4 separate regions of the Homo sapiens genome follow, and regions 2, 3 and 4 are each linked to region 1. Evidence: read pairs that join two places in POLR2A ChIA-PET (ENCODE). Cell type or tissue: MCF 10A. All regions are shown on one strand. Each heading gives the region's core, and the rest is flanking DNA. Links, peaks and the distances in the headings are about the cores only.

The links. ChIA-PET counts read pairs that join two places held together with the same protein. Peaks named below come from ENCODE experiments on the same cell type or tissue, not always from the same donor. Only the 100,000 strongest peaks of a DNase experiment are listed, where the experiment ranks them.
Region 2: POLR2A ChIA-PET joins it to region 1 with 32 read pairs; 5 of 35 experiments call an interaction of 5 or more read pairs at or near these places.
Region 3: POLR2A ChIA-PET joins it to region 1 with 16 read pairs; 3 of 35 experiments call an interaction of 5 or more read pairs at or near these places.
Region 4: POLR2A ChIA-PET joins it to region 1 with 22 read pairs; 4 of 35 experiments call an interaction of 5 or more read pairs at or near these places.

Annotation. Positions count from the first base shown.
Region 1 is chr1:99,576,843-99,584,693 of GRCh38, reverse strand. No RefSeq gene overlaps it. Among named protein-coding and RNA genes, the nearest start is that of PALMD, 65 kb to the left of the region's middle. In MCF 10A, for the core only: no CTCF peak of the experiment used is centred there; a DNase peak (open chromatin) is centred at 4,083.
Region 2 is chr1:99,642,502-99,650,352 of GRCh38, reverse strand. It overlaps PALMD (palmdelphin), which reads right to left and starts at 4,240. Exons shown (of 8, transcript NM_017734.5): 1 at 3,991-4,240. The coding sequence starts at 4,035. In MCF 10A, for the core only: no CTCF peak of the experiment used is centred there; DNase peaks (open chromatin) are centred at 2,042, 4,382 and 4,952.
Region 3 is chr1:99,681,555-99,689,405 of GRCh38, reverse strand. It overlaps PALMD (palmdelphin), which reads right to left. Exons shown (of 8, transcript NM_017734.5): 4 at 2,616-2,730; 5 at 2,443-2,476; 6 at 2,217-2,330; 7 at 1-631. Among named protein-coding and RNA genes, the nearest start is that of PALMD, 39 kb to the right of the region's middle. In MCF 10A, for the core only: a CTCF peak has its summit at 3,501 (motif pointing right); a DNase peak (open chromatin) is centred at 3,525.
Region 4 is chr1:99,659,723-99,667,573 of GRCh38, reverse strand. PALMD (palmdelphin) reads right to left here. Exons shown (of 8, transcript NM_017734.5): 2 at 5,175-5,255. Among named protein-coding and RNA genes, the nearest start is that of PALMD, 18 kb to the right of the region's middle. In MCF 10A, for the core only: no CTCF peak of the experiment used is centred there; DNase peaks (open chromatin) are centred at 4,843 and 5,593.

The DNA.
Region 1 (7,851 bases), core at 1,065-6,064:
ATAAGCAATACAGGTAGACACTAGAAACTCCTTTTCTAGACCTGTCCCCCTAACTCTCCTCCTTCCTGTTTTACCTCTTTGAAATCTTCCCTGGTTCTGTGCAGATGCCACCAAAATATATACAAGGCCAGTGGGATCCATTTTTTGTTCTTTCCTAGGAAAACTAAGAATTAGCCTTAATATATTATTAGGTTAGGCAACATATCTCATTCCCCACTAAGGATGAAGATGGGGAAGGACAAAAAGTGAAAAAAGGAGACAGACTCCTTTCCTGATACTGCTTGTGTGGCAGAATAGGGACTGGCACTAGTGGGCACTCAATAAATATTTGTTGAATAAATGAATAAATTATGATGCGTTAGGCATTAAGAGAAGACAGACATGGATCCATGGATGGTTTTTTTGAAGTCTATGTCAAAGCTGTTCTAGGTGGTTGGGTGGTCCAGGGGTCTTGCCCCATAGTAGAGCAGTTTGAGATGTCTAGACTGTGCCAAGTCACAAGTAGGTGGGTCTGAGTTATTTACATTTGTTCTAAAGCAAGCCAGGGAACCTATAGGATCTCAGTGGGGACTTAAGTGAATACTTTCCCTCCACAACTTGAGGGCTTTTCTTGACTGCTAATCACCTAAAGCTAGGTTGTAAATTCTGGGACTACTCTAGACTATAGTGAGCAGCACTCTAACTGTCTAGGCCCCAGAATCTACATTCTTCACCAAGAGGTCACCACAGTCTATTTACTAAGAAAATCAATGACCAAATGAGAACGGTGCTCTCCTAAGGTGGGCTTTGCTATCATCATTCCCTAAACTAATGTCATTCAAGGATGGAGGTTTTAGATACCTTAAGCAACATGGGTGGGTTCTGACTGGGAATTTTTTGAACAACTAGTAAACACTGTTTTCTGTGGGAAATATTAATAAAGCATGAGGTATTAGTGAAGCAGGTCAAGGTCTTGGTTCAGGAGTCCAGTAGAGCCCTGTTTGAATCTTAACACTGCTGCTTGCTGTGATTTTGAGAAACTACATAGCCAATTTAAACTTAGTTTCATTATCCTTTACATGAGGCTAATGATAGTATCTGAGTTTACTATGTAGATTAAATGTCATTATACAGTATGGCATATATTATATTACACTATGAATGTGGAACAGTAAGTGTTCATTAAGTGGTAACTCTTACTGTTATCATTACCAGTATATACTTTGGCAAAAGATACTTTCTGTTCAACTGTCCCTTGAAAAAGTCAAAGCCTTTCATTATGATGCACTCAGTTTTTCTACTTCCTGACTTTTTTTAACTTTTATTTTAGGTTTGGTAGTACATGTGCAGGTTTATTATATGGGTAAACTCGTGTCATGGGGGTTTGTTGCACAGATTATTTCATCACCCAGGTATTAAGCCTAGTACCCATTAGTTATTTTTTTCTGCTCCTTTCCCTCTTCTCAACCTCCACTCTCAAGTAGCCCCCAGTGTCTGTTTTCTTCTTTGTGTTCATGAATTCTCATCATTTAGCTTCCACTTATAAGTGGGAACATGTGGTATTTGCTTTTCTGCTTCTGTGTTAGTTTGCTGAGAATGATAGCCTCCAGCTCCATCCACGTTCACACAAAATACATATCTCATTGTTTTCATGGCTACATAGTATTCCATGGTGTATACAAACCACATTTTCTTTATCCAATTTGTCATTGGTGGGCATTTAAGTTGATTCCGTGTCCTTGCTATTGTAAATAGTGCTGCAGTGAACATTTGCATGCATGTGTCTTTATGGTAGAATGATAGATATTCTACTGGGTATGTACCCTGTAATGGGATTGCTGGGTCAAATGGTAGTTCTGCTTTTAGCTCTTTGGGGAATTGCCACATTGCTTTCCACAATGATTGAACTAATTTACACTCTCTCCAACAGTGTGTAAGTGTTCCCTTTTCTCAGCAACCTTGCCAGCATATGTTATGTTTTTACTTTTTAATAATAGTTATTGTGACTGGTGTAAGATGGTATCTCACTGTGGTTTTGATTGCATTTCTCTAATGATCAGTGATATTGAGCTTTTTTCATATGCTTGTTGGCTGCATGTGTGTCTTCTTTTGAAAAGTATCTGTTCATGTCCTTTGCTCTTTTTTTCTTTTCTTTTCTTTTCTTTTCTTTCTTTTTTTTTCTTTTTTTTGAGATGGAGTCTTGCTCTGTTGCCCAGGCTGGAGTGCAGTGGCGTGATCTCGGCTCACTGCAAGCTCCATTTCCCAGGTTCACGCCATTCTCCTACCTCAGCCTCCCGAGTAGCTGGGACTACAGGCATCTGCCACTGCGCCCGGCTAATTGTTTGTATTTTTAGTAGAGAGCTCCTGACCTCGTGATCCGCCCGCCTCGGCCTCCCAAAGTGCTGGGATTACAGGCGTGAGCCACTGTGCCCAGCCTTTTGCTCACTTTTTAATGGGGTAGTTTGTTTTTCTCTTGTAAGTTTATTTAAGTTCCTTTTAGATACTTGATATCAGACCTTTGTCAGATGCATAGTTTGCAAATATTTTCTCCTATTCCGTAGGTTGTCTATTTACTCTGTTGATGGTTTCTTTCGCTGTGCAGAAGCTCTTAAGTTTAATTTGTCATTTTTTGCTTTTGTTGCAATTGCTTTTGGTGTCTTTGTCATGAAATCTTTGCCTCTTCCTATGTCCAGAATGATATTGCCTAGGTTGTCTTTCAGGGTTTTTATAGTTTTGGGTTTTACATTAAAGTCTTTAATCTGTCTTGAGTTGATTTTTGTACATGGTGTAAGGAAGAGGTCCAGCTTCAGTCTTCTACATATGACTAGCCAGTTATCCCAGCACCATTTATTGAATAGGAATCTTTTCCCCATTGCTTGTTTTTGTCAGCTTTGTCAAAGGTCAGATAGTCATAGGTGTGTGGCCTTGTTTCTAGGCTCTCTATTCTGTTCCTTTGGTCTATGTGCCTGTTTTTGTACCAGTACCATGTTGTTTTGGTTACTGTAGCCCTGTAATGTGATGCCTTCTGGTTTGTTCTTTTTGCTTAGGATTGCCTTGTCTATTTGGGCTCTTGTTTAGTTCCATATCAATTTTAAAATAGTTTATTCTAGTTCTGTGAAGAATGTCATTAGTTGTTAGACAGGAATAGCATTGAATCTGTAAAGTGCTTTGGGCAGTGTAGCCATTTTAGTGATATTGATTCTTCCTATCTATGAGCATTGGATGCTTTACAATTTGTTTGTGACTTCCTGACTTTTTCTACAAAGCAAAATACTATAAATTAATCCTTTAAGCTCAATCTCCTTCATGAAGCATTCCCCCAGCACTTCCGCCTCACTTGTATCTTTTCTTTCTTAAAATTCTTATCACTCATATTACTAAGACCTATGCCATTGTATTTAATTTATCACCACTTACTGTTCTCACATGGCTCTGGGTATGGTCTTGTCTCCTTAATAGAATTTTAGGTACTTTCAGGGGGAGGGATCATACCTTATACCACATCTGTACGATCTTGAGATTCTAGATGGTTTTGGGCAAAGAGATGGTAGTTGAAAACAACTATTGATTTTACTTTGTATTTAGAGGGCATTAAAATAATATTCTTCCACTGGAATGAATCAAAAGGACATCTCATGAGATGTCACTGATAGCTCTGGGTTGGGTGCAGAGAGAGATGATCTCTGGGTTTCATGAGCACCAGAAGAGATTCTGGTATGTATTGCATGTGCACAGGATATGCAAGGTGCCCAGTGTACATTCAGTCAAGCTATCTGTTTTAAACAAACCAAATTATCATATGTCTTCTGCTTTGTCCCTGCCTATTGCTGGTCCAAAGCCAGTGGGATATGGCTGGAAAGGTGGGGAAGACTCAGATGCCTGGCTGTATGGTATGCATCATTAATAGGGCTCTTTCTTTCCAATAGCTCCCAGCTTTCTTGGTAGGTCAAGGGCGGGGCCTGGTCTAGAACAGAAGGTTGACAGACAACAGAACACTGTGCTTAAGCAGGACTGAGAGAATGGAAAAACTGATCCACAGGAGATCCGCCCTGCCAGTTCAGCGGCAGTTGGAGGAAGTGCTTTCAAAACATAATGTGTGGAGGCTGGCAGACCAGCACAGAGAGACATGCCAGCACTTGCAAGCTCCCTATCTGAGACAGGGTGGATTCCACATGGCTAAATCATAGCGTTCGAATGCTATCGTACCTCCCAACTATCTTCTGTATCACTGCCAATCTTTTAGTAGGAACCTGACTGACACTGTTTAGGCAGAGACCAAAGGAAGAAAAACAGTTGAGGTGTACAGAGAGTGATAGAATAGACTGGCTTATAGCTTGCACTTCAAAGAAATATATAACAAAATATCTTATTTTATGCTAGTTTTCCTATCCTTCATGGACCCTAATTCAAGCAATGAATTCCATGAATGCAGCTAGATTATAGAAGTTAAGCACTTCAGTTTCACAGTTTCCATACTTGCTTACATCATTAAACACGTTAGTAGAATATGGCAACCTTTCTAGTGCCGTCTGCTTCGGTTTCATAGATCACATGCTCAATAATAGATCTCTAAATGACCACAGCTCACAGTGGCTATCCTATGGAAGGGAATGGCCTGGTTTTTCTTGATTGGGAAATACACTTGTTTAACCAGATGACTTCATTCTTATTCTAGTAACTGGGAAAAAATACAACAAAAGAATAATAAATTCAAGAATGATGCCTGTTCCCCGGGGAACTGGTGGATAAGGGGGAGAATGGTGGTGTTGGAGGGACAGATTATGACCTGTTGGAATGAGAAGAAATACAATTGTGATTAACACTTACAGAATGGTGTTTAACCTTAGGCCTAAAGTAGCTGGCTCAAAAGAAAACAAATTCGTTGATGTGAAAACACTGAGATTATTGACTTTTGGTTGAGAGAGGAAAATGGAGCCATTGTGATGTGGAAATAGCTAACACATTGTTTATTCTGCCTGGTTCATGGAAATCTATTTTTCACAGTACTTTATTCAAGTACTTTGATTTCAAGTACTTCCATTAAAAAAAAGGAAAGAGCCTTAAACTTCATTTTGTAGGAATAGGAATATGCCTTCCCTCACCTCAGTTCTGCCAAATACGTACAAAGACTCCAGACTCACAGCTACCACGTAGTGATGGGAAAATCCTTATGGATAAGCCTGAGTGGAAAAGGAAGACCAATTTTTCAAAATACAGTGGGACAGATTTCTTTCTTTACTATTGGCTTCAGGTTTCCCTGTCTTTCTAATGTCATGTCTATGATCAGAGGACCTCTCAAAAGTCTTTGTAAAGGAAATCTTACACTTTGACTTGTCACATGTGTAGAGCAAGTGAAGTGACAGCAGCATGGAAGAAAATCCAGTCCTTTTCTGTGAGCAGGAGACTTTGATAGACTCTCAGACTGCTGGGAATGTTACCTTTTGCTCAAATCACTTCTTAAATGAGCAGAGACACTTAGCCCATTTCCTGCCAGTGGGATGGCAGAATAGCTGATACTTTAAGAGGGACTTGGGTAGTTTTGAAGAGATTTTTCAGAACTTCAGAAACTTGTATGAATGTCCTGAAATGTCATTGCATGAATATTTTTGTCAGTAATACTTTTTAAATTCAAAATGTCCATTTGGCAAGAAATTTAGGTTGATGTAAACCTAGGAGCTTTTATAAGAGCTTTATGTAAACTCAATTAGGATGCTGAATGAAGAACCCTAACAGTGTTAGCAAACGACATTTAGGAAAGAGAAGGAGCCATGAAAAACAAAAATACTTATCCTACTGGGTCTGGGGAAAATCAGAACAAAGCAAAAGGTCTGGCTGTTTATATGAAATTCAATTCCAAATAGATGATAATTTAAATGTAAAAAAACAAGGCATAATGGTAGTGGAAGAAAATTTAAGCAAGATTTTCATATTCTAGAAGTGAGGAATGATTTTAAACATGACAGCTAAAACCAAAATCCAAAGAAAAATGTATAGATTGGTTATATGAAAATGAAAAAAGTCCTCAAAGATGAGATGTATATGTGAGATACTCATTGCTGCTTCACACGTAACACAAAATGGAAACCATCTAAATATCTACATTTGAGAATTAGTTTGAAAAAATAAAAGCAAAACCATGCAATAGACTACTATTACAAATGATAATGTAAACAGAAATTTATTATGGAGAAGAACCTATAATATGTTTGTGAAAAAGGGTCACAAAACATTTCAATTATAATATAATAATTTGACAAATGGTCATGTTATGCACATAGGAAGTTTGCATACTTTTTTTCTTGATATCTCATAAAAATTATTAAGCATACAGAAAAGGAGAACAATAATGAACACCCATATATTTTCTACCTGGATTCAAAAATTGCTAACATTTTGTCATATTTACTTTATTTCTGTGTACATACATTGCCCCACATACATTTGACTTCACTAACTACCTGATTTATGAATCTTTTCTAAATATTAATTAAGGCCCAGATTCTGCTTGAACAAGTTAAGTAGTGATGATCTCAGTCTCACTAAAGGCAATCTATTCGGTTTTGGGTCACACTTCCTAACAAAGTTTTTTCCTTGATTGCATTAAAATCTGAACTTCTGGGGTGTTATTAATGAATACAATTTAGCTATCTTTTTTTTGAAATAAGATGCTGAAACAAAAATTTATTCAATTAAGTTAAACTAGGGATATTGCAATTCTAGCTTTTATGTTATTAAAAGTAGTAATAATATTGCACATGTATCCTAGAACTTAAAGTAAAATAAAGATAAATAATTTGATTATTCATGCAATTATATACAATTATATATGCCCGTTTAAAGACAAATATGTATAATGACATTAAAATAATTAAATAAACCAATCTTCGTAAATTCTAAAACAATGTAGTAGTAATAATAAATCTTTGGCAGATTTGTCTAAACAATAGTTTGTGTCTAAGACTTTAACAACAGAAATGTCTCAGGGAAGGGGAATAGCACCACCTCTAACAGATGTCTTCACCTGTGGAGCAGCGTTCTCTCTTACAGGCATGGTGAGAAACCACTAAGCAAAGGCACTGTGCTCTGGGAAGATTCCAATCTGTCAGGGAGGCAGATGCCAGATATGAATATGCTGACAGGCGTTCTGGTGCTGTTCCAAGCTCCCCTTCAATGTTCAACTCCTTTGTCCTCCTCTCCCATCTTCATCAACCCTCCTGCCTTACTGGGCAGGGCAAGGATTGTTTTCCTGACATTCTCCTTTGATTAGCCAAGCATCTCAGTGAGGATTATTATAATCAACTCTTTTGTAATCTAATACCTTTTAGAATATGTATGTCTGTGTGTGCATAAGCTTTTGCATGCGTGTGTGTGTGTGTGTGTGTGTGTGTGTGAGAGAGAGAGAGAGAGAGAGAGAGAGAGTTGAGGAGGAGGCAGCTTTCAGAAAGTGGTGAGAAAGGGCTACCTGCCTTCCTACTCCCTAAGAAATTCTCAGATTTGGCCTTAGCCTCCCTCCTCCCTTTTCCCTTTCACTACTTCCTTACTCCAATTTCCCATTTTTTTCCTTCTTATTGAGATTTCTCTTCTAAAGTTGCCACTTGTCTCAAGTCCCCTGGGATTTTATAGTTCAGTTGTGAAATCAGATTTCCTTCTTCAGAGTTGTCCGCTAGGTTCTCTCACAAACAATATAGTTCTTCCCAATTCTGGCACATCTCAAAATATTCCTATGGGGCAGCAGTTTCTTAAATCTCTCTCAGCATTGGGACTAGGGTTCAAGGTTAATGATATTAGAGATTTGAGCAGGAGTTTGGGCACTGGATGGCACGCTGGATATTCTGCTCATTATTATGAGCCTCCCATGTTAGTTTCAGTGCT
Region 2 (7,851 bases), core at 1,945-6,944, 65 kb before region 1:
CAGTAGGGAGTTGATCAGGGGAAATGTGAGAGCTTTTTTTTTTTTTTTTTTTTTTTTTTTTTTTTTTCATTATGAGCAGCTTTGGCCGGCAAAATCTGGCTCTGTTGCTCAAATTCCAGTGTCAGGACTTTATATGGCTCCTTTCCAAATGGAGGCAGTCCTAGGCAGGTGCTTGTACTTGTGATTATTTTTATTGTCTAACTTTTGACAGAACTCACCTCCTTCACATCTAGGCTCAAACGTCACCCTCTTTGTGAACCCCATCCTGACCACTCTATTTTAACTTACAATGCACTCCCATCCCCACTCCTCACATTCCAGACTCCCCTTATTTCACTTCTTTTCATTTAAATGCACAAGGCTTGGTGCATAGTAGGTGCCTAATAACCATTAATTGAATAAAGGCATGAGAGACTGTGTTGATAACACACATTCCTTACAGTTAAAGGTAAGCCTGGAGGAGAATAAAAATGTCAGCTTTCTTCTTACTCTCTTTTTCTCAGTTGAGTCTGTTCTCTGAAATTGGATTCTAGTTCTTAAACTTCCTCTGAGTTCATCCTTCAAATAGAACTGAGTCTATGATCGCAAGACAGTTTAAGATCTAATTTTCCAGTTTGAGCATATCCATATTTGTAATGGTATTTTCCAATGTCGCTGTAGGCATGGGGGTAAGAAAATGTATTAGCTGTGGAGGAGATGTTAAGAGTATACGGAATGTTACTCATCCTAAGGGAATCTTTGTGTTTCTGAGGAGAGACCCCTGGGCCTTTTCGTTGTTCTTCAGTGTGGGCCACGTTCACTTTCAGACAGTAACTCTGTAGGGATAACTCTGTCAGTGGTACGTTCAGTCCTTCATCTCACGCTTCTTCATCTCACTCTTCTCGAGAATGCTGGAGTCATTGGTATCCTCAGTTCCAGTATTGTTAAAGGTGAATTTCAAATTACTAGTCTATTTCAAAATACTATTGAATTCCAATTAGCTCACCTTTTGTAGAAAGATCAGCTATTTGTTCAAGTGTGTACTGACTTGAAAAGGGCCTCAAGAGACATTTTAAAGATCAAACATAATAGTTAATTAATTTTAAGCAGCCCTGTGTTTAAATTATAGTTGAAAACTGAACTTCTAGGCAAAGGGGTACTTTGACCATTAATTTAGTAAGGGAAGAGTTGGTGCATGGATAAAGTATTAAGGAAGAACATGAAAGTAATTGTGTAAAATAGAATCTATATTTGGTATACCCAAACTGAAGTATCTACCCTTGAACAATTGTTTCTGCATACTTTCATAATTTTGCTCTTATTCTCTTTAAATCTTTGAGAAGACATCTGACTAATCTAAAATTCAATTTACTGATCTGATATGAGAAATGAATGGCATCACGATAGTAATTTAGTTTTCAATTTGAGAGCCTAAGTGTCACATTTCAACTACTTAATGTGTTTAACCTTTTTTTTTTTTTTTTTGAGAAAAAGAAAAAGACTGGCACTTGGATCTTTGTTCTGTCAAATTCTAGGTATATACGTTTATTTTTTCAGTTCTTTGCAGTGAAAAATAATGACTTTTTAGGCACTTGAAACCAGGTAGAATAAATACAACTGTGAAGATTATTTTATTTTATAGCCAGCAATTGGAGAAACGAATTTTAATGTAAAAAGCAAATAGATCCTAGAGTGTAAAAGTTTTTTTTTTTTCCTCCAAAGTGAGGTCTATGTGTTGCTATGTCTGGGTGCATTGGGGAATTGCCTTCTGATTTCATTCTTGAAGTATACAAAAAATTATTTCAGTGTAGGTAAGTACTAGGAAAAAGCTAAAATGAGAAGATACTCTCTGAGTTTTAGTCTAGGTTGGAGATTCTGAGGCTTAAGCATTTCCAAAAATGAAATAATTCTTGCAAACTCTCTGCATACTCTGTGATTTTATTTTCCTAGGGGGAAAGAGACTAGCTGAGGTGGCTTCCTGGGCAAGGCAAGGGCGAGGGCGAGGAAAGCTGGCGTGTCCCAGGGCGTCCAAGAGGGAGGAGAGTGGATGTGTTGTTTCCATGGACACACCACTGCTCCACTTTTCCTCTAGGTGGTGACAAATGTGACTGGATTTAGCCTGGTGAGGTGTAGGCTGGTTTATGAGAAATTTGTTCCCATAAACTTTTTCCAGTTTTTTCCCTACAACCTTTATACAAGTATATTACTTCCAAGCTAGAATTACTTTGTGATCTTACTTGGGAGATTTGTTTAATCCTTTCTAATGGGATATATTTAGGCTGATGGAATAATCCAAAAATTTTTTTAATCATCAAAAAAGCATACATCTGCATATTCAGGAAGCTACTTACTCTCTTGATGGCTTTTAAGACATTATGAGGATTTTCTGTCTCTATTTGCGTTTGGAACCTTCAGTGACTAAGATTCCTAGCCTTAGAAATAACTGTATACAGCCATATCTTTGGAACATGTGTGGCTTTGGTAAGAGTTATAAGGTACACTGGAGGGAAAAAGGGCTTGAGCGAGGGTGTCCCCCAACTGAAAGAGGCAAATTCAGAACAAGGGTCTACTTGTCTATTTCAATTAGCTAATTAGGAGATATAAGCATTAGAAATAGTGGAGCCTGTGACCACACAACTCACGCAGTCTAATAAAGTAACCTTTAGACAACAGCTGTAATGTAAAAGGCCCATGCCAAAAACAACAGAGCAGAGCCGAGTTCCTGTCCCTTAAAGCAGGACAGCTGAGATGGTGGCTGAGTTTAATGACAAAAAAGGACAAAACAAAACAAACAATAATCCCGACCAAGGTTTTCTGAAGAGAGGAAAATGTAATAATTAGAAGCTAGACATTTAACAAAGCATTGTTTTATGGAAAAGTGCCAACCTTATCAATAGACTTCTGGTGTCTTACTATTGGCTAAGAAGACATTTCAATTTACTGAATGTTTCCTGGGTGAAACTAAGATATTGTATCAATTAGTAAAAAATCTAAATTAGGATTAGCATAATTAGTTATGCAATGAAAATTTTAAGAACAACAACAAAAAATCCCTGATCTAGCATCAGTTTTTAAAAAGTACTCATTTTTTTCCTATACCTAATGTCAGTGGCAGAAAATGCTGAGAAATTGGGATATTGCTTTCCAAAGATCTTTTTCTTCTTAAAACAATTACATCAAAAGTTATAGCTAGGGATAAATGATTGTGACACAGATTTCCAAGTTACTGCCAAATACAGGGTTTTATAAAATTAAAAAGAAAGCTGGATCATTTAAGAAAAGTAATTTATTTCTGGCTTTGACTTTTTCCCGGAACAAACATAAAAAATGTACGATTTTCCTTCTCGGTATTAACAAAATATTTTCCAAATCCACTGCATGCACTGCATTCCTTTATCAGGATCTTATTCAGTTTGTGACTCTGCTGGAAACTGATATCTTAGAATTAATCTGATACGTGCTTTTACCTAGTTTTCTCTTGTTTAATGCTTAAATTACGTATATTAACATTCATTTTAATTATTTTAGGCTTTCTGGAACATGCTACCACACTACAAATATAAAGTTTCAGGTCATTTTTAAAATTTCTTTTTCTCTCTTTAAAAAAAATTCTAACTTTTTGAGGCATTCATAGCTTAAAAAAGTTTCCAAGTTGGGGATCTGTTTTTTTATCTAATGCCAGTCAAATGGACATTTAAGGAAAAACTGCATTTCTAAGGTACACCACAGAGTGTGAAAGATAGTTAATCAGACTGCCTTAACAGCTTTTGATTGTTGTTTAAAATGCAGGCACAGCCTTTTTGAAAATCAAGAACGTTTGCCCTGCACTCAGGTTCTGAAGCCCCAGAGTTACAGAGGGTCATGAGGGTTAAGAGAGAAACAGAGACTCGTCCATGAAGGCTGACAGTTCTGTTTTTCCACTTGCGAGGGCTCAGCGACAGGGGCAGCCGGCCACGGTCTGCCTTCCTCTAAGTAACAACGTTAATGAGTTATAACTGTATGCAGACTTACTGTGATGGCCTGGAGTCTTCCCTTCACCAGCTCAGCTTCTTCCATTCTAGAAGTCAAGGACAGTCAGACGGGGAAGCAAGTCCAAAGCTACCATAAATCAAGGAGCCTCCTGGGGGAGAGGAGCGGGGGTGACAGAAGAGAAGCAGGGAGAAATCCGCTCTTTGCACCAGTGGAGAAATAGAGAAATTCCCGACTTGTCAGGAGCGTCTCCGAGCAGATGCACAGATCAGGCCAGACAGACACATGTAATGAGGGTGTGCTGGGGAGGCAGACGCTGAGGCTGCTGGCATGAGTTGACTGACAAGTTTGAACGGCAGCGGCACAAGCCCTTTTCCTTCAGGAGCTGCCAGCTCTTTGTTGTAATGTGCACAGTTAGCAAGGCACATTTTCTTATTAACTGTTCCTTACCCAATTCATTATTTTCCAGGAGTGGCACAGAGAGCCAACACACTGAGTGTTTAATCAGCCTCTGCTCTAGCAACACACAGCCATCCCCGGATGTGTTGGTCTGTGTGTGTTTGTACAAAGCTCGTTTACCTGCTTGCTAGCTCTAGGGGAGAGAGCCTTACCTTGACTGAGGCAGAAGTGCCAAGTCACTTGTTTGCCTTTCTTCCACTGATTGGATTTGATAATAATACAACAATCTATAGCTACTTTAAACTTCATGTAGTGGTAAATTTACATTGGTTCGTTCTCCCCCGTCTACACCCCACCCCCGACCCCCCTGCTCAGCACTTTGTTGCAAACTTTGGAATCTTTAGGTCATGGAGAAATCAAAGGTGTTAATGTGACTATATTAAGAAGTTGGCCCACCAAGGTATTTAGTGTGGCTTAAGCACCAAGTGCCACCTTTTGTTATTGCTTGACTTGGATTTCTATGGAATGCAGTTTTCTTTCTTGGACGCTGTTCAGAAATGACACTCTTGGCTTTCAGGAAGGTGCCCATTTTGACCTCACCGGTTACGCAAGAGAGAGGAGTGAGCCTTTGAAAATGTGATGAGACATTTGGTAACTGCCTGGAGCCCGGCACTGTGTGAATATTCGCCCATCCTTTAGAAAAAGGCAGGCAAGCCCAGTGAGACTCTTAGGTCAAAGCAGAGGCTGGGAAGCTGTACAATTGGCTCTGTCTGTTTTCTTTTCCCTACAGGTTCTTTAATTAAATTTTGCTGAAGTAAATCCTAATTACCAACTACCTTATTATTATGTGTTTGAATGCTATTAAGCGCTTTCATATCAACATTCAGCTGAAGAGGTTAAAAGGACAACCCAAACATTGAACATATGGTTTAATTTCCTTTGCAGTTTTGATATTAGTAATAATAATAGCTAATATTTGTTGCATTCTTTCTACAGGTAAATGCATACTTGCAAAGTGCTGAGAGATAAGTGCTATAATCCCTACTTTAAAAATGAGGGAACAGGCTCAGAGAGGTAATTTGCCATATAGCTAGTAAGTAGCAAAGCCAGGATTGGAACACCAGCTGCCTGACTTTATAAGTGGCATTCATCAAGGACTGCCCAAGGACACGGGGCAAGGAGAGGCACAGGCTGAAGGTTAAGTCAGTCTTTATGAGAAGTGGTTGGACCCCCAGCCTCCTTCTCTGTCTAGCTCCTAGAACACTACAGCTGGGTGTAACAGCCTAAGGCAGAACGGTGTGGGAATGTCCTCTGGAGAAACTTATTGGCCCTACTGAGGTTTCCCCACATTGTTGACTGGAGTTCCCCAACCACAGAGCCCTCATTCTGTCAGTCACTATAAGGTGAAACCCATGTTTTAAGAGTCTGAAATTATACTTGAGAGTAGTTTGTCCTTGCTCATACACCCTCAGAAGGGATACTTAGGGAGACCAGAGAATGGGAGGATTGTTTGGATGTGTGCCAAGTTTGATTACTGTTGGAAACATATTTAAGTGTAAAAAAAATCAAACCTTCAAGACTTCTGATTATGTTTATTTGTAGATCCTGGCTGAAATTAAAGACAAGAAAGCAGTAATGATAAATATCTCAGTCAGAATTGCATATTTGGTGCCTAGAACAAATGGGCAGTCATCCAATTATTAGTCTGGATCTTTTCCTAAAAACAATTTACCTCTCAAATCTCATTTCTGCTAGAGGAAAACCCAAGATTTTGCTAGTGTAGGGGAGGACAAGATTTAAAAAAAGAGGATGGGAATTTAGGAGGGAGCAGAGTTGCAACAACTGATTGGTATCATCATGTGAGTGGTAGGCAGAAAAGGCTGGAGCTGGGAAAATCTGGGGGACCTGAGTGGAATCCTGGAGCCAGAGCTCTGATGGTCTTGACAATCTCCCTTGGACTGCAATACAGATTAGGATGTTTCCACTCAACTTCGCCTCCCTTTCTCTTTCACCTGCCTCTTAGACATGTCCAGCTCCAGCCTTTTCTGCCTGTCCTCCCATGTTCTCTCATACAGTCATTTCTCCTAATAAAATTCTGTACATTTAACCCATCTTGGCATTTGTTTCTTATAGGATCCAGAATAACATCATCATTTCCACATCTACTGTATTTTGTTTACTTAATCTTTTATTGTCTACCAGAATGTAAGTTCCAGGAGAGGAGAAATTTTGTTCAGACACCTAACACAGTGCCTGACACATCAGAGGTTCTCAATAAATATGTGCAGAATGAATAACAAATGCTTAAAAAATTAACAAGTATTAGTATTGTCAACTAAATGAATGAATAAACACATGATGAGACACATCAGTTGTCAGCAACCAAAGTAGTCCAGTGTTTCTCAGGAATTTTAGCATTCTTGCCATGCTCAGTCACTGGCTGGGAGTAGCCCCTGGGAAGCATAGCCTTGAAGCAAACATAGGAATGGATTTCAGAGTGAAACAGCTTGGGACTCTTGGGTCAATTATGCTCCTGGAGTTCAATGTCTGAGAGGCACTTTCTCATCAGCCATAGTGATAAATGCTATGGAAAGAAAATAGAGCAGGGAGGAGAATAAAGATGGCTAAGGCAGGGAATGTTGCAATTTAGAATTGGGTCACTAAGGTAGCCTCAGTGAGAAGGCAATATTTGAGCAAGGTCTTGAAGAAGAGGTGAGAGTTCGTGATGAGGATATTTATGGGAAAAGCATATCAGGAAGGGCCTGTGCAAATGTCCTGTGGTGGGCCATACCTGCCATGTTTTATGAACAAGGCTAGTGTGGTTAGAGAGCTGGGACTAAGAGAGGGTTAACAGGAAATTTGGTTGGAAATGTAACAGGTCCCAATTCATGCAGGGTCCAGTAGGCCATTGTAAGGACTTTAGCTTTTAGTCTGTGTGGGATGAGAAGGCATTGAGGTGTTTTAAGCAGAGGAGTGTTTTGCAAGTGTGAAACAGGAAGACTAGATAGGATGTTATTACAGTAATCCAGATGAGAGATGATGGTGGCTTGTGTCAAGGTGGTAACAATGAGAGTGTTACCACCTTGGTTGTACCATGGTTGTACCATGGATAACTTTTGATTCTGTTGGTGGATTGGATATAGGGGTTTAAGAGAAAGAGAGGATTCATAATCACTCTTTGCCTGAGTGAATAGAAGTCGCCATCAATTGAGATAGTGAGGTTGATGAACTAGGTTTTTTTTTTTTTTTTCTTTTGAGGGAGAGGATGGATACCAAGTTTTGGAAAAGTCAATTGGTTCTCCACATGGAGATGTTGAGTAGGCAATTGGATATACGAATTTGGAGTTCAGGAAAGAAGTCTCAGGTGGATTTATAAAATTTATTGTAACTACGGAAGGATCACAAAACATCCAGAATTATAGTTCAAAAAGCAGTATATGTTAGCGAACTAGCTTCCATTAAATATTAACCTTATATTAATGACCAAATTCAGCCTTTGTAAAA
Region 3 (7,851 bases), core at 1,570-6,569, 100 kb before region 1:
TGGTGTTCAGATTTCCCAAATATTGTCTCTCTGGGGCTCAGCCTTGGCTTTGGAGAGGGTGCATCTTTGTCCTGCATGACATTCGATTCTTCCCAAGGAGTCATTAGCCTTTTTTGCGGGGTGTGAAGCTTCTCTTCTGCTTGTTGAATCACTGATCGGGGATGAGGCACTGGCGGAATGGGACTGATGTGATTGAAGTTGTTTCCCCTTTCCTCTGAAAGACCATTGCCCATATTGTGTATGGATTCATTTACACCAATACCCAGTCCATTAGTTTTAATCTTTATCCTTTCTTGAAAGTTTGGTCCAGGGGTCACCGTTTCTCTCTGTGGGGTTGTAGGCCTGTAAAAGGGATTGGCATATACAGGCTCATGATACTCTGTTGGGGATTTAGAGTTTCTCTCTGAGGCTTGTCTTAGAAGTTCCTCTACTTCAACTGGTGCCAGGCCATCGGTGCCATTGTATGCTGCACTGTGATTAGAACTTACTGCATACACTGACTTTTGCCCATCATCATAAACTTTTATTCCTGTACCTTTAAAGTCATCTGATGGCAGAGGTATTGAAGACAGAACTGTACTTTCTCCAGTCTTCAAGTCTTTTTCAACTTTAATTTCCATGGCATATAAAGCTGTTAAGAAACAAATTTGATCTTTGATTTAGTTAACTTTTCTTTTGTAAACTAACCTGCTTTCACTGTGTTTATTTTTATATTAAGTAGACCCTTCATGTTCTTGTATGTGAGATGTTGTCTATTTTTTAAATTTCTGATTTTACTCATTAATGATATCATGACCAACTGGAATAACACGGGTTTTTATGTAATGGTGTAGGGAATTGTACTGAAAAATGGAAAGGGTTGAAGAAGAGAAGTTGATTAGAGAAGATAAGCTGATGGTTCCAAATAGGAAAGAATTTCAATGGGGAACCGAAAAAGATATCCTCTTTCCTATTAATAAATTCAGCAAGATGGATATACTTTCTTTTGCATTTCTCAATGGGCAGAATCAATCTCTTCTTTAGTCAAGAAGAATATGTTGGACTGTGCATCACAGTGGGCAAAGTGCCTAGTACAGTATATTTTATAAAGTTACATCCTTGTTGTACAGGCCAGCAGCCTGGTGAAATTATAGAGGTGTGTTCTAAAGTTTTCACAGTGGAGAGGCTGTTTAAATGTAGAACTGGGATGGAAACGGGAGGGAGAAGGCTACAATCACACACTTCTCTTTCTGCCTTATGTTTCTTTTCATTTTCACTCCCATTTTCAAGTAGAGGAAGGGCTAAAAAGTACAGCAATATCAGCTGCACTGAGACAAATGGACTGGAGAGAACTGGGGAAGCTGAGATTTGCTTCATGACCTAAGTAAGATCCCTATGGCTGGAATTTCAATAGGAAAGGTAAAGCGAATAGAATTCTGTGCAAAATTACAGCTTGCTTTTGTTGTGTCCTCCCACCTTTCTTTCTGAACCCATTTTGTATTTCTTACCTCCTCTATAGCCTGGTGGTTCTTGGCCTTCCTTGACTACCCAAGAAAAACTGCAACACCCCTCATCTGCACTCTCCCTGTCCAGCTTCTCTGCTTTATTCTCTGTATTGCACTCCCTACCATGATATATTTAGTGAATACCTACTATGTGCCTAACTGAACCTGGCACACAGTATCTATTCTCTAAATATTTGTTGAATGAATAAATGACTACCATCTGCAAATAAAGAGTAGCTTTTCCTTCCACTGTAAAATTCAAAGTTTTCCTCTCTGCTCTAATGCAAACCTTCATTTTTCTAGAAGCTTTGAAGCATCAGTTTTATGTAACTCAATTTCCCATGGAGGTAAATAAGGCCTAAGCTTCCCAAAGGAATATTTTCATTTTCAAAAAAGATCTTTGTAACCCCCAAAGAGGTTCTATTGGATGGAATATGTCAGGAGAAATATTTTTGACCAGGGAATCTATGCTTTTAAGAGCTTCTTGTCTCCTTTGGGTCTCTATCTTCCTTATCCCTGTCTGGTTTGTTAGGGAATAAAATGCATGGAATAAATGCTATTATTATACCCTCATTATCCTCACCTATGCGGTGACTCACATAACTCACAGAACTTTGTAAAGTGAACCATTGCTTAACCTGGAAGAATAATATGTCATAGCAAGTTGTGAATATTTGACACTGTAAAATCTGAAATTAAGAACATGCCCTTCAACACAGATTTCTCATATACCTTTCCTATTTTGTTCATCATCTTCTTTTTCTTCATTTATCTCCTTCCTTAACCTAGAAGGTATGTAGGACTTTGGAAGGTCAGGGATATTAGCATAGATGTCCTCAATTGACTCTGTAAAATTAATATGAATTCAAAATACATTTAGAATATATTTACAATGGGAACAATTTCAAATTACCAAAAAAACTTAGTTTAACATAAAATAAGTTATTCAAAAACATACCTTCTGCTCTTTCTTCTCTTTCCACTTTCACAGACTGTAAGAAAAAAGAATTCTCCATGATTAATACAGTTTAAAAAATAGAATCTAAATGTGGATATGCTTTGAAAAATTATATAGTATTTGTGGATTCATTTTGAGAGAGAATTACAGTTTTAAAATTGGTTAATGCTCACTCTTATAATGTCTTCTGTTGTCCGCTCAATTGACTTTAGTTTCTTTAAAATGGCCTCTTCCTTCGTTGAGATTTGCAGTTCAGCTTTTTCAAGATCTTGGATCTCTTTCTCAAGCCTGACAACAAAAAGGTATACTTTTTATTGCTTAACACAGTACAAATGCGGAGTTCTCAAATATGTCTTCCCCATATATAAAGTTTCCTTGGAATATGCATGTAAGTAGCCAGACACTTTCTAAGAATATAATGTCACACTTAGCATCACACTAAGCATGATACTTAATATATGGAAGATACCTAATGCCCGACTTTGAACGATTTTCAAGTTTTCTTTTTTTGACAAAGGAATATATTAGGTAAAGCATTTGACCTTTGCTCCATGTTCTTCATTGCAATTACTAATGTTATTTCCAAATAAAAGAGATTTTTAAAATACAGAGACATAAGTTTAAAGTTGTACCGAAAGGAATGGTACATTTGTAGTTATTATGTAGTTCATCAGGTTTTCATATCCAAGTCATCATATAAATTATTTGAAGAAAACATTATAATTATTAAACTGATTTAATAATCATAGTCATTTAGTACTTAAAATTCTTGCATATTCTACCATTGAAAATGACACTTTGATTTAATTTCAGTTTCCTAAGAGTTGGGCCATATTATAGTGAGGAGGGTGAAGAGATGCAGAAATGGACCAAATATAGTACAGTAGCTTCAACTGCTGCTGTTTATAGAGGCTACATTTTCTGGGCGGGGGGTAGGGCACACATGGCCTGACACAGCATAAGGAACTTACAGCAACAAAGAGACAGACATTTGAAACTAGACTGTTGCAAGCATTCTGAGCTGGTATCTTGGCCAGTGTACAGCTGCGTGTCAGATTCAAATGAACTCCAGGGGGCAGCATCGTGACCTCTCCTCTATAAAAACATAGAGACACTGGCAATCACGCAGAAGGCTGGCCCTTGGCAGCCACGTAACACACATGGTTTCTCAGCCAAATACACTAAGGCTCTAAAGTCAGCTGCCTCAGAGGATGGCTGATTAGATTCAGCAGCTGGTCCAGGAGGTGACAGCTGTGGATATTCGTGTCAGCTAAGAGAACTGTCAGTTTTCTTGGCTTCCTTCTTGAAGATGGTCATGGGCCTGGCAGCTCAAAAATGCTGCACTATTGTCACACCAGTAAAAGCCCAAGATGTGGTCAGCTTGACAGCTCTCTTGCTCATTGCTTCAGTTTCAAAGTTCTTACTTTGCTGCTGCCTCTGGCCATTGGTAGATTGCCGTTTATAACTGAGGAGGTTTTCTTGTATGCCACAGACCTCTAAGTGAAATGGAGTAGCCCCTGGTTTCTTAGAAGTGACTGAACTGTGACTGCCATTTTATTAAAATTCCTCCACATCCATGGCAGCACTTTTACCCTTCAGCAGAGCTGTGGGGATATATGTTGGTCCAATTTGGTAAAGGGGAAAGCTCTGCACTAAAAGTGATAAATCTGGATTCAATTCTGTCTCTGCTACTCATTTCTTGTGAAAGCCAGTTCCCCTAACCTCTCTGAAACTCTGTTTTGTAATGTGTGTAATGAGCATAATTACAGATTACGCTCATTACCATATACAGACAGATATGTGGTGACACTAAGAGATGATGTATATGAAAGTACATTGAATATGGTTGATATCAGATGTAAATATGTTATGATATAATTTTTAAAAGTTTTCTGCAACATACTGTATGTCTTTCTTTTTTCATCCCCTGTCCCACAGGGTGCTTACCTAATTTGCCTGTTAGAGACAGTCTACAAAGGAAAGCCTTTTGGTAGAAAACAAGAAGGTTCAAATCATTGCTTCAAGCAGCTCTTGCACATCAGGGCCTAGCTGTGGAATCAGGTGGACCTGGGTTTGAAACCTGGTTCATCTGCCAGCTTCCTGTGTGACCTTAGACAAGTCACCTGACCTCACTAAGACTCAGTGTTGGGCTGAGAGAAGTGGCTCATGCCTATAATCCAGCACTTTGGGAAGCTGAGGCAGGAAGATTGCTTGAGCCTAGGAGTTAGAGATGAGCCTGGACAACATAGTGAGACCTCAGTCTCTACAAATATTAAAAAAAATTAGCTGAGCATACACCTGTGGTCTCAGCTACATGGGAGGCTGAGGTGGGAGGATTGTTTGAGCCCGAGTGGTCGAGCTTGCAGTGAGCCATGATCATACCATTGCACTCCAGCCTGGGCAACAGAGTGAGATCTGGGCTAACAAACAAACAAACAAACAATAAAACTCATTGTCTTTATTCATTCATTCTTTTAAAAATATTTACTTAGCATCTACTTTGAACCAGGCACTCTTCTATGTGCTGGGGATCTTACAGTGACCAAAACAAAGTCCCTGAGCTCAAGGAGTTTATGTTCTAGTGGGAGACAATACAGGGGCTGGCAACCTTTTTCTATAAGGGGCCGGATGCCAAATATTTTAGGTTTTGCAGTCCACATATGCTTTCTGTTTCTTATTCATCTTTTTTCCCCTTTTTCTTTTACAGCCTTTTAATAATATAAAAACCATTTTTAGCTTGTGTCTGTACAAAATCAGGCCAGGGCTAGATTTGGTCCTGGGCCATAGTTTGTCAATCCCTGCATTAATAAATGTGTAATACAAATATGTATATATTGCAGATGTATGTACATACATATATATACACATAAACACATTTATTTATGAAGAAAAAATATTTTTGATGAGAAAAGCAGGATAGGGGCTGTAAACAGCAAGATAAAGAATATAGAGAAAGCCTGAGGAGGGGGCACTATTTCACACAGTGTGGTGAGGGAAGTTTCTCTGATAAAGTGTCATTTGAGCAGAGACATGAAGGAAGTGAGAGCGGGAAACATGAGGGTTTCAAAGGGAGTGTGCTCCAGAGAGATGGAAGAGTAACTATAGAGAGCGAAGGAAGAGCCAAGAGAGTAGAAAGGTGAAATGAAGTCAGAGAGGAGGCAGATGACCAGATAGGCAGGGCCTTGTGCATGGAAGGGCTTTGGGGAAGCCACTGGAATTTTGAACAGAGAGGAAACATGCTATGACTTGAAATGTAAACAGTTACACTGGCTGCTGTGTGGAAAATAGACTGGATGGGGCAAACATGGAGGTCAATTGTGCTAAAAATCTAGATGAAGATGGTGTAATCCAGGTTGGTTGCCAGTAGAAGGGTGAGAAGTGGTTGGATTCTAGAAATATTTGACAGAAAGAGCTGTCAGAATTTGTTGATGATTACATGCAGGGGATAAGAGAAAGGGAGATGTCAAGGTGATTCCACTGTTTGTGACCTGAATAATTGGAAACATGCAATACAATTGGCTGAAGAAATCTGGGAGAGAGAAGAAAGGGGATTTGTGGGGGATGTGTTAAATTTGAGACAATCAAGTGTGATATGGAGAAGACAGTTGGATATACAAGACTGGAGCTCAGAGAAGTCTGGGTTTGAAGATATACATTTGGGAGTTGGTATTTATCACCACAGGAGTGGATAAGTTTCCCTAGAAAGTGAAGGAGATAAGAATTCCAAGGCCTGAATCTGGAGCAATTCAACATTTAGAGATCTGGTCAATGTTAACAACTTCATAGGGTGTTCGTTTCTTTCTTTCTTTCTTTCTTTCTTTCTTTCTTTCTTTCTTTCTTTCTTTCTTTCTTTCTTTCTTTCTTTCTTTCTTTCTCTCTCTCTCTCTCTCTCTCTCTCTCTCTCTCTCTTTCTTTCTTTCTTTCTTTCTTTCTTTCTTTCTTTCCTTCTTTCTTTTTGGAGACAGAGTCTTGCTCTGTCACCCAGGCTGAAGTGTAGTGGTGCAATCTCGGCTCACTGTAACCTCTGCCTCCCAGGTTCGAGCGATTCTCCTGACTCAGCCTCCTGAGTAGCTGGGACTACAGGAGTGCACCACGACGCCTGGCTAATTTTTGTATTTTTAGTAGAGATGGGCTTTCACCATGTTGACCAGGCTGGTCTCAAACTCCTGACCTCAAGTGATCTGCTTGCCTCGGCCTCTCAAAGTGCTGGGATTACAGGCATGAGCCCGATGACTTCAGCTAGTTTCTTCCTGTCTCTGCCCCTTTCTTTTCCTGGGGCATAGAGACAAAGCTCCTGGTCTGCTTGGCCAATGACACCTTAGGGAATTTTGAAATGCACTGGTGTTTGTTGTTGTTTCTCTCTGAAGATAAAGCCGTGGGTAATGTAATGCCATATGATTCATCCCAAGAATCTCTTTAGACTAATATGGTAAGAATATGAGGTTGAAAGCCTGCAAACCTCATCAGCGTATCTGTTAATGAATATTTTTGAAGGTTTTCAAGTCACTGGATGAAAGTTGCATTAATAAGTCGCTGTGGTCTCACAATACATCATGACATGTTTGTGAAAACTAAACATAAACAAACACCTCCCTCCCATTCTTTATCCCTTAGTCACAGCCAACTCTGAGTTGAAAAGGATAACTAGGAAACATCTTGGTACTAATTACTTAGAATCACAAACCTCTAACAGGAGATGCCTACTGATGTAGAACATTTCCTAAAATTTCCACTTCAATGCAAAACTTGACTTCTTATTTTTGTATGTTGATTTGATACTTCAAATATTTATGGACAATATAAATATCAGATGAATGTTAGAGATTTGCTGCTCTAGAAAAGCTTTCTAAAAGATCAGAATGCTAATGGAAATGATGAGAGACTTAGAAAGCATAACTGAGAGTAAGGAACTGGATGCTCCCAGAACCCCCGCAACCTCCTCCACTTGGTCAGAAGTCAGCAGTAGCCCAGCAATGGAGAAGAGGAGGTTTGACAACCTGTACACCAGATAATGCACTGAGTTTTTGAGGACTGACTGTCCTTAAGGAGCATAAAACAAAAATTGCAACTAGTAGGCAGGGCAATTTTTGTGTATCTAGTACAGTGGTTCGTAACCAGAGGCGATTTTGTTCCCTGGGGATATTTGGCAAAGTCTGGAGACAGTTTTGCTTCTCATAACTTGGCGAGGGTGAGGGGTGCTGCTGACATCTAGTGGGTAGAGGCCAGGGATGGTGCTGAATGTCCTGTCATGCACAGAACAGTTTCCTCACAACAAAGAATGATTTAGCCCAAAGTGTCAATAGTGCTGAGGTTGAGGAATCCTGGATACCTAAAAGAATGCCTGGTATAGTGTAAGTTCTTGATAGGTACTTTATAAGGAATTTGTTTATATCCATTTCTTTTATATTT
Region 4 (7,851 bases), core at 1,730-6,729, 82 kb before region 1:
CAAATCTTATGAATTTCAATAGGTGACACGTTAAAGAGGAATTATTTTCTGTCAGTGCCTTGCCTGAATAAATCTGGTATTTTCTTTCATTGTAACCTTCTTGACTGTATTCAAAGCCAGGTTTTATGCATCTAAATCCCATTTATACTTCAAGGTTTAGTTTGGGTCTCTCCTTTGGCATGAAGATCCCTGGCCCCCATACTCCTGGCAGCCCCATCCTGACCCTCACTTTCTGTCTTCAGAACCATGCCATACTGTGTGTTTATCACAGTCATAATGGGACCTCATAATATGATGTCTTTAGTGTCATCTGTTATTGATGGGTATATATCTTGTGTCCTAAACAAAGTCAAAAGCTTCTTGAAGCTATTTTGATATTCCCCCTGGTGAGAGCATGCAATGACTGCTTTAAAAAAATCTTTAGTGGGATTAATTGGAATGGTGGGCAAAACAGAAGGTTGCTGTTGTAACTTAAACATATTCAGTGTTATTCTTAGGCTGTGTGGCAGCTGTTTATTGTTTTGCCTACTTAGCTCCCCTTCTTTCTTCTCAGAATCTCCCTGGTTATAGACATTCTTAAGCGCAAAATTTACTGATCTGTCTAAATGTTGGTGAGTTTTTGTCAACTTTAACAACACACAAAAAATTACATTTCACCAGATGGAAAAAACAAAAACTCCTCTTGAATTTGCATGAGGAAATTAAACGCCTGGACCTGGAGTTTAAAGACCTAAGAAGACTTAAAACAAATGAAAAAGACCTGTAAATTTTGGATGGGCTTTAATTAGCATGTAGTCTACATCTCAAGTGGGAAGCATCAGATGTATGGTCATGTTATTTTCAAGGAGCTCAAGTTTCTCTTTTTCTCCTGGAATAAAAGGGCTCTCATTATGTATCCAATCTGCCCTATCAATTATTTGTTCAGTTATTCATTGTTAATTATTCATTGGGGATTCACTATATTTAAAATCTGTGAGGAGAGAATGGGAACTTTATTTTCTGGGACTTCTTTCTCTTATATTGAAATTTAAATGAGAGTAAGTAAGAATAACTTTGTGTGTTTGTGTGTGGGTGTGTTTTTTTAAGGATGCTAGAATAAATACCACTGAGATACAAGTATCTCTGAATTAAGAAAACATTTAAAATTAAGTTTAGTTGTGATAGATAATTGCCAAAGGATGATTATTTTTTACTGATACCACTGAGATACAAGTATCTCTGAATTAAGAAAACATTTAAAATTAAGTTTAGTTGTGATAGATAATTACCAAAGGATGATTATTTTTTACTGAGGCAATGACTTTTAAATCTTTTTTTCTTAAAAAAAAAACCAATATAACATTATAACTTACAACATTACAAACAAATGTTATATGGAACTATAGTTTGGAAAACAGATGAATTCTGGACTGCTCTAATTGAAGAAGTGAAGGGGCCTGAAAGCTTATGGATACACAGAACATGGTTTGAAAACCACTAGATTTAGTAAATAACAGCTTCACCCCAGATCATCACATTTGTACTGGCCTTTTCAGAATCTTAAGCAACTGCATGTGGACGATATACATCACAAGAGCAATTTGTATTACTCCATTCTGTGGCCAGAGATTCTTTACCCCAGTGTTATCTTAACCATTTATTATAGCTGTTTAGCTGTTTGCAAAAATGTTTTCCTGCAGACCCAGTAAATATGATTAACATTGGTCAAGATTCAGCTCCTGGGGTCAAAGATGCTAAGAAACTCTGAATATAGCAGCATTTTAATAATTTACTTTGATTCTAATTTATTTTTATCTAATGGAATTTTAGCTAATGCATAGGAAAGAAGACAGTAACACCTATAGAAGTAAGTTTTACTCCTTACAAACCACCTATAAGGAAAGTTCCAGCCAATGACACACATAGCTATATAAGAAACACTCAGATGGGGTGGTCTTATGAGGCTGAATTATAGAGAGTAGCGAATCATTCTTGTGATGTGATTAGGTTAACTTGGGGCTATATTCTTGGTTTTTAGTCTAGTTAGAAATAATTTTAATTTTAGTCTTGTAAAACTTTGTTCATACTTCATAAATTTTCATTTATGCCTCGTGGAGAACTCTTTGAACTTAAATATAAAATATGCAATTTGGATGTGCAATCAAAATGATATATGATGCAATCACATATATACTGTAGTAATCAAAAGAGTTATTTTGCTTTTATGTCACAGTTTAGACTTGTGCTTTAGTGGATGAGGCTAATGAGTATAATAAAATCTACTTTACAATGAAATTCAGAATTGAAAGCCATATGAACTAAATGAAAATATGTGACATGCAGGTGATAGGTCTTTCTGCAGTTTTTTTAGGAAAAGGTTTTCCTGAGCACTTCTATATCTACCCAGAAGTTACAGTAGAGTAGGAATAAATTGGTTTTTTGTAGATTGAATTGAACGGACTCATGGAAATCAAAAATTTTTCAGATTGACTGTATTTTGTGTTTCCTGGTAACATGAGATTGTGATCATATTACTAGGCAAGAAGATCCATACAGAAAAAAAATCTCTGTATGAGTAGTTTGAATATTAAGATGTAAAAAATGTCCCAGAAATTCCCTTGCTAGCACATTATGAGAATGATCATCAGGTTCAGGAGCTAAAGAATATCAGAGGGAGTTACTACAACTATTTTGAAATGTGTGTATTCTGATGTAGGAGGAACACTTTGTAAATGTTTATGCTTATGTTGTTTAATGTGTGTCACTGAAGTATAGTGAACTAGTTTGCAATCAGGAAAGTGGAGAGGATAGTCATGAAGACTAGGACGAATGGATGAAGAAAATAAGAGACAGGCTATAGAGGCCAACAGAGCTTTTTAATTTGGTGAAGACATTGTAGAATTATTTTAAAAAATACTTTTGCACATTTTGAACCCCATTTTGGAATTATGCCTTGTTGCTGTTTGGTATAGACAACTATTTTTTGCAAAACTTGGAAGAATGTGCTCTACTGAAATAGCCACTCTTTCTTCTCTGTGCCCTGTGCAGTTTATGCCTCCCATACAGTGTTTATCACAGAATAACTGTTATTATGAGTTTATGTATCAGTTACCATCTTAAGGACGCAGGCCAAATTTCACTTGTTTTATATTCTTAGTGTCTAGCTTCATAGCTTGTACATAATATGTACTTAATAAATATTTATTGACTAAAGGCCCTATATACATCCATATAAATTCTACTTACCAGTTAAGACTCAGCTTGAATCCCATACCTTTAATAGTGCCTTCTTGACCATCCCAGATTAAAGAATAATTATACTGTAGTTTAAATTAAAACAACTATCATTTATCTTGTTTATTTAATCTTGAATTTCCCAAATTAGGACAATGTGTCATTTCCCCCAACTCCTAGCCCTGCTCCATGCCACACACACCCCTTTTTTCCAGTGAACAGCTTGGGAAAGTGGATAGCACTTTTGTGCAGAGAAAATTGAAACCTTTTGCTCCAGGTATAAGCATCCCTGAACCAGAGTGCACGACTGGCAAAGGAATGTGGACAAGATTTTAGCACCATCATTTCAGGTACCTTTGTGCAGTACACAATCTGCACAACTGTATATGGCAGTCCAAAACATGATAAATGTTTTGATTGGATTGGATCAGGAGAGGTCTCCTGTGTTCTGGAGAGCAAACCAATAAGGAAGATCATCTACTACTTTCCAGACTGTTTTTGGCAAGTGCTGGAATGAGGTGCTACTTCAGAAATGGACCTTTCAGTGAGTCAGGCTTCTCATGCGAAACTTACTTCTAGAACGAACTAAGGGGATATTTAAATCTTCTCTTCTACTGTGAGCTCCACTGTTTTGTGGCTACCCATTCTGCAAGGATAACAATTGCCCATTCTCAAGGATAGCTAGAGAGCTATCATTTTACTCAGAGGCAGGAAGTAGTTCATTGGGAGATCCAGATTGTGTGTATTGTGTGTGTGATTGTGTGTGTGTAAATTGTGCAAGTGTGTGTGTGTGAGAGAGAGAGAGAGGAAAGGAGAGCAAATGACCTCTGGTTTTGGAGTGAGAAATGGCCTATCTAAAAAACTTTCTAGATTTGACTGTTGACTTCATTTGAATTGCACTGGAACAACTTGGAACTTTTTTTTTTTAAATTTCATTGATTTCCTAGGAGTACACACTACATTTCTTGACTATGTATACTACTCATGTAAATTCAATGTGACATATTGGAAGGGGAGCAGACTAACTGTGCTTTGAAATTATCCATCAAACATCGGAAATGTCAACTTGTTTAGAAGCAAAGAAGCAAACAGAATCCAGAGAATGAGGCTAATTGGAATCTTAAATTATGTTTTTTTTCAGAGGCAGGTACTTGTTCCATTAGAAAAATGAAGTCAGTTGCATTCAGCAAGTTTAACTTAAATTTGTAGACCCCTTGAGTGTGCAGCTTTGTATCATTAAGGGGATTCATTAAATCTATTGATAGCAGCCCTGTCAGATAAGTAGTTTCCTGCTTGGGCCTTTTCACAAGGAGCTGCTGTTTGTTATTTGCTTGCATCCTGTCACTAAGCTAAGTAATAAAATGTTGAAACTCAATGTGCTTTAATTACAAAATGGCCACACCCAGTGAAAGATGTAAAATCTGATTTTAAACATGGAAAGTTATTTCTGGTTATGATCTCATGTTCTGTCAAAACAAAATAAAACAAAAACCCGAAGCATACTCAAACAACATTGGACTCATTGCACTGAACTTTTAAATACAAGCATCCTTGACCAGGCCAGACACTGTTCTGCACCCCCGGGGGAATGACTGGCCTTTCATTGATTTCAAAAGGCACTTCCTAGCTGGATCCACTCCCTAGGGATGTTAAGCAAGACTGCGAGCAGGGCCAAATTCTCAAGGCTGAATTCTCAAGGTTGCTCAAGAAAATTGGGAAACTCAGTTATAAAGGATAAAAGTAATAAAACCATGTGTTCAACTTTGCACATGTTTGCTAGAAGGTATTAATCTCATATGCAAATGTTACTAGCTTGTTGGCCTCCCCTATGGTTATTACAATGTTAGTCAAACTATCTTGAAATTTTTTTCTTTCCTAAAGCTTTTTTACTATTGAAATTTGAGTACCAATAGAATTTTTGAATACAAAATCATTGAAATGAAATTAAAGCCATAAATTACCTTCAAATGCTGGTGCTTTAGTTTGTCTTCCTCTATTTTCAGACGCTTCTGTGAGATTTCTTCCTGTATTTTTCTTTTATCCTGAAATAAAAAAGTTCCAGTATATTTTATTTTTAAAATTTGCTTAATTATGTTTCCTTGGGGTTGTTGTCACTATCTGAATGGCCCGTTACTGATATTTTTTTGGCATTGGTGTGAAGCTGCTTTGGAAACTCCTATTTCAAAGCAAAGGAGAGCGAAGTGAGACATTTGAAGCATTTTCCTTATGGGAAAGAATATGAAAAGGCACTTTTTCAAAGAGGGCTTAAACATCCTTCTTCACTCCCCTTTTCCTTCTTCCCCATTAGTCTAGCAAGATTGACCTACTGAGTGATGTAATAGAAAAAGTGAATTGTAAAGAGACAAGTTGTGAAATAGGTGTGAGGAAACATCGTGAGAAGAGAGACTGATCCTGGTCCAAGGTTGAAGAAGCCTCTGGGTGAAAGGACTCCTTATGTGGAAAAACAGGTCAACCTATGGATCGTTAGAAAACTAGGAAGTTGGAAATTGGGACTGTTTCCTCCTTGCATAGCCTGCTATGGGAAGATAGAGGAAAATAGTTTAGATAGTGCTTCTTAACACTAAGAAGGCTTTTAGCTCAGGTAAAACAAAACTCATGAAGATATGTTGTATCTTTCACCAAGTTTAAATTACATTACCTCGGACAACCCAGAAAGCATAACTACTGATACAAAAAGGTTGTACTTTTAAGAAAATATAGCAAATATACTAAGTAGACAGCCTGGGTTTGACTTTTGCCTCCTCCACTTACTAGCTCTGTGTCTTGGGACAAAATCCTTAACTTCTCTGTGCCTCAATGACCTCATCTGTAAAACGAGGATACTGAGAGCACCTACTTCATAAGATGTGAGCACTAAATAACTGATATATGTAAAAGTTTCTAGAACAGTACTCGTCACAGTGCTCTAGAGGTATTTAATAACATTAAATAAATAAATATATAACTTGTTAATCACATAGAAAGCAACACATTAAATCTGACAGTGCTTTCATTAGCTTGAAATGTTTTAGAGATTCCCTGGAATTGTTTGAGACATTTGACTAGTTATGCAAAAAGGTCTTTATTTCCTCATTTTTGATCAGAGGTGACATTCTTCTCCATCTTATTCATAAGTGTTGGTTTTAAATCTGCTTTCAAAATTAAAAACTCCCAAAGGATAAAATTTTGTTGCCAATGAAGACATCCAAAAGAAGTAAGCTGTAAAGGTAATTTAGAAGAAGGAGATCCAAAAATGTTTGGCAGCATTATTGATGTAAGTGCATTATTGATATATAAGTGCATGGGTTCCCTGATGTGACTATTTTGAAGATAAAAACTCTTTTTTGATGTGTAATTTCAGGTACATTTGTTGAAGAAAAGCAACATATTGCTCTCCAACTGTATGCTGTGTTTCTCTTTGCATGTAAGGAGAATATATGACTTCATCAGCTTATTATTTTTATTATTGAGATAAGGTCTTATTCTGTTGTTTGTTGCCCAGGCTGGAGTGCAGTGGCACAATCATGGCTCACTGTAGCCTTGACATCCTGGGCTCAAACAATCCTCCTGCCTTAGCTTCCTGAGTAACTGGGACTACAGGCGCATACTACCATGCCTGGATAATTTTTTGGTGTTTTGTTGAGACAGGGTCTCACTATGTGACTCAGGCTATATCAGCTTACTTTTAAAATTTCGTAAGTATTTCTTTTGAAAAAAAAAATAGCTAGGCAACAGGCATGGATCTTGAGAATCACTTCTTTCTTTGGATGAAATCTGGCCATTAGTAACAAAAACTCTGAAAGCCTCTGTGAGTCAATTCTTCACTCTCTCTAGAGGTTGTTATTTGAGCAAATATTAATTGTACTTTAAATTCATTGTGCCAAACATTTTGGCAATATTTTTCAGGCACAATTTTACTTAATACTTGTCATAACAAAGAGATACTATGCTAATTTCCATTTGAAAAAAGGAAATGGAAATTTAGGGGAAATTAACTCATCCAAGTTTCATCTGACAATTGTCGGAGCCAGGATTTGAACCCAGGCAGTCTGAAGTCAGCCTCCACACTCCTAGCCAATTCACTGTGCCATTCCCTGGAGTGGAAAGTTAATCAAGCTGGTCACAGTTTCTTCCTTTTTCTTCTCCCTCATGAAGTACTGTGGCCAGGAGGCAGCACTAGGACAACAAGCACTGAGTGTGACCTCTCATTAGCAGGGAGCACATTTTTAGCTCCCTAGATGCTGGTGCTGCAGCTAGCTCTCCGTGAAAAGCCCATAGAGAAGAGCATGTTTTGTGGGGTGGACAGGATTGCTGAACCCAGCAATGCCTCCCCACCCCTGCTCATTGCCAGTTTGGGCTGGTTTGCCATTTGGGCTAGTTTCATCTTGGGGTTAGTAATCAGGCAATTGAATCTGTGAGTAGAGGCATGCCATCCGAAGTGTTTTGGCAACACCAGGCTTATACAAGGGTTGCTAGGGAATACTAATGTTTTGTCACTCAGGGGTAATATGATGCCTCTCTTATATCAGTCTAGGTAGGTAGGAAGGAAATTTCATAATGTTTATAGGCATGATCCTATTTTAAGATAGGCATACTTTTTCCTCATAAGATATTCATCAGCAGAGTTATTGTTCCTTT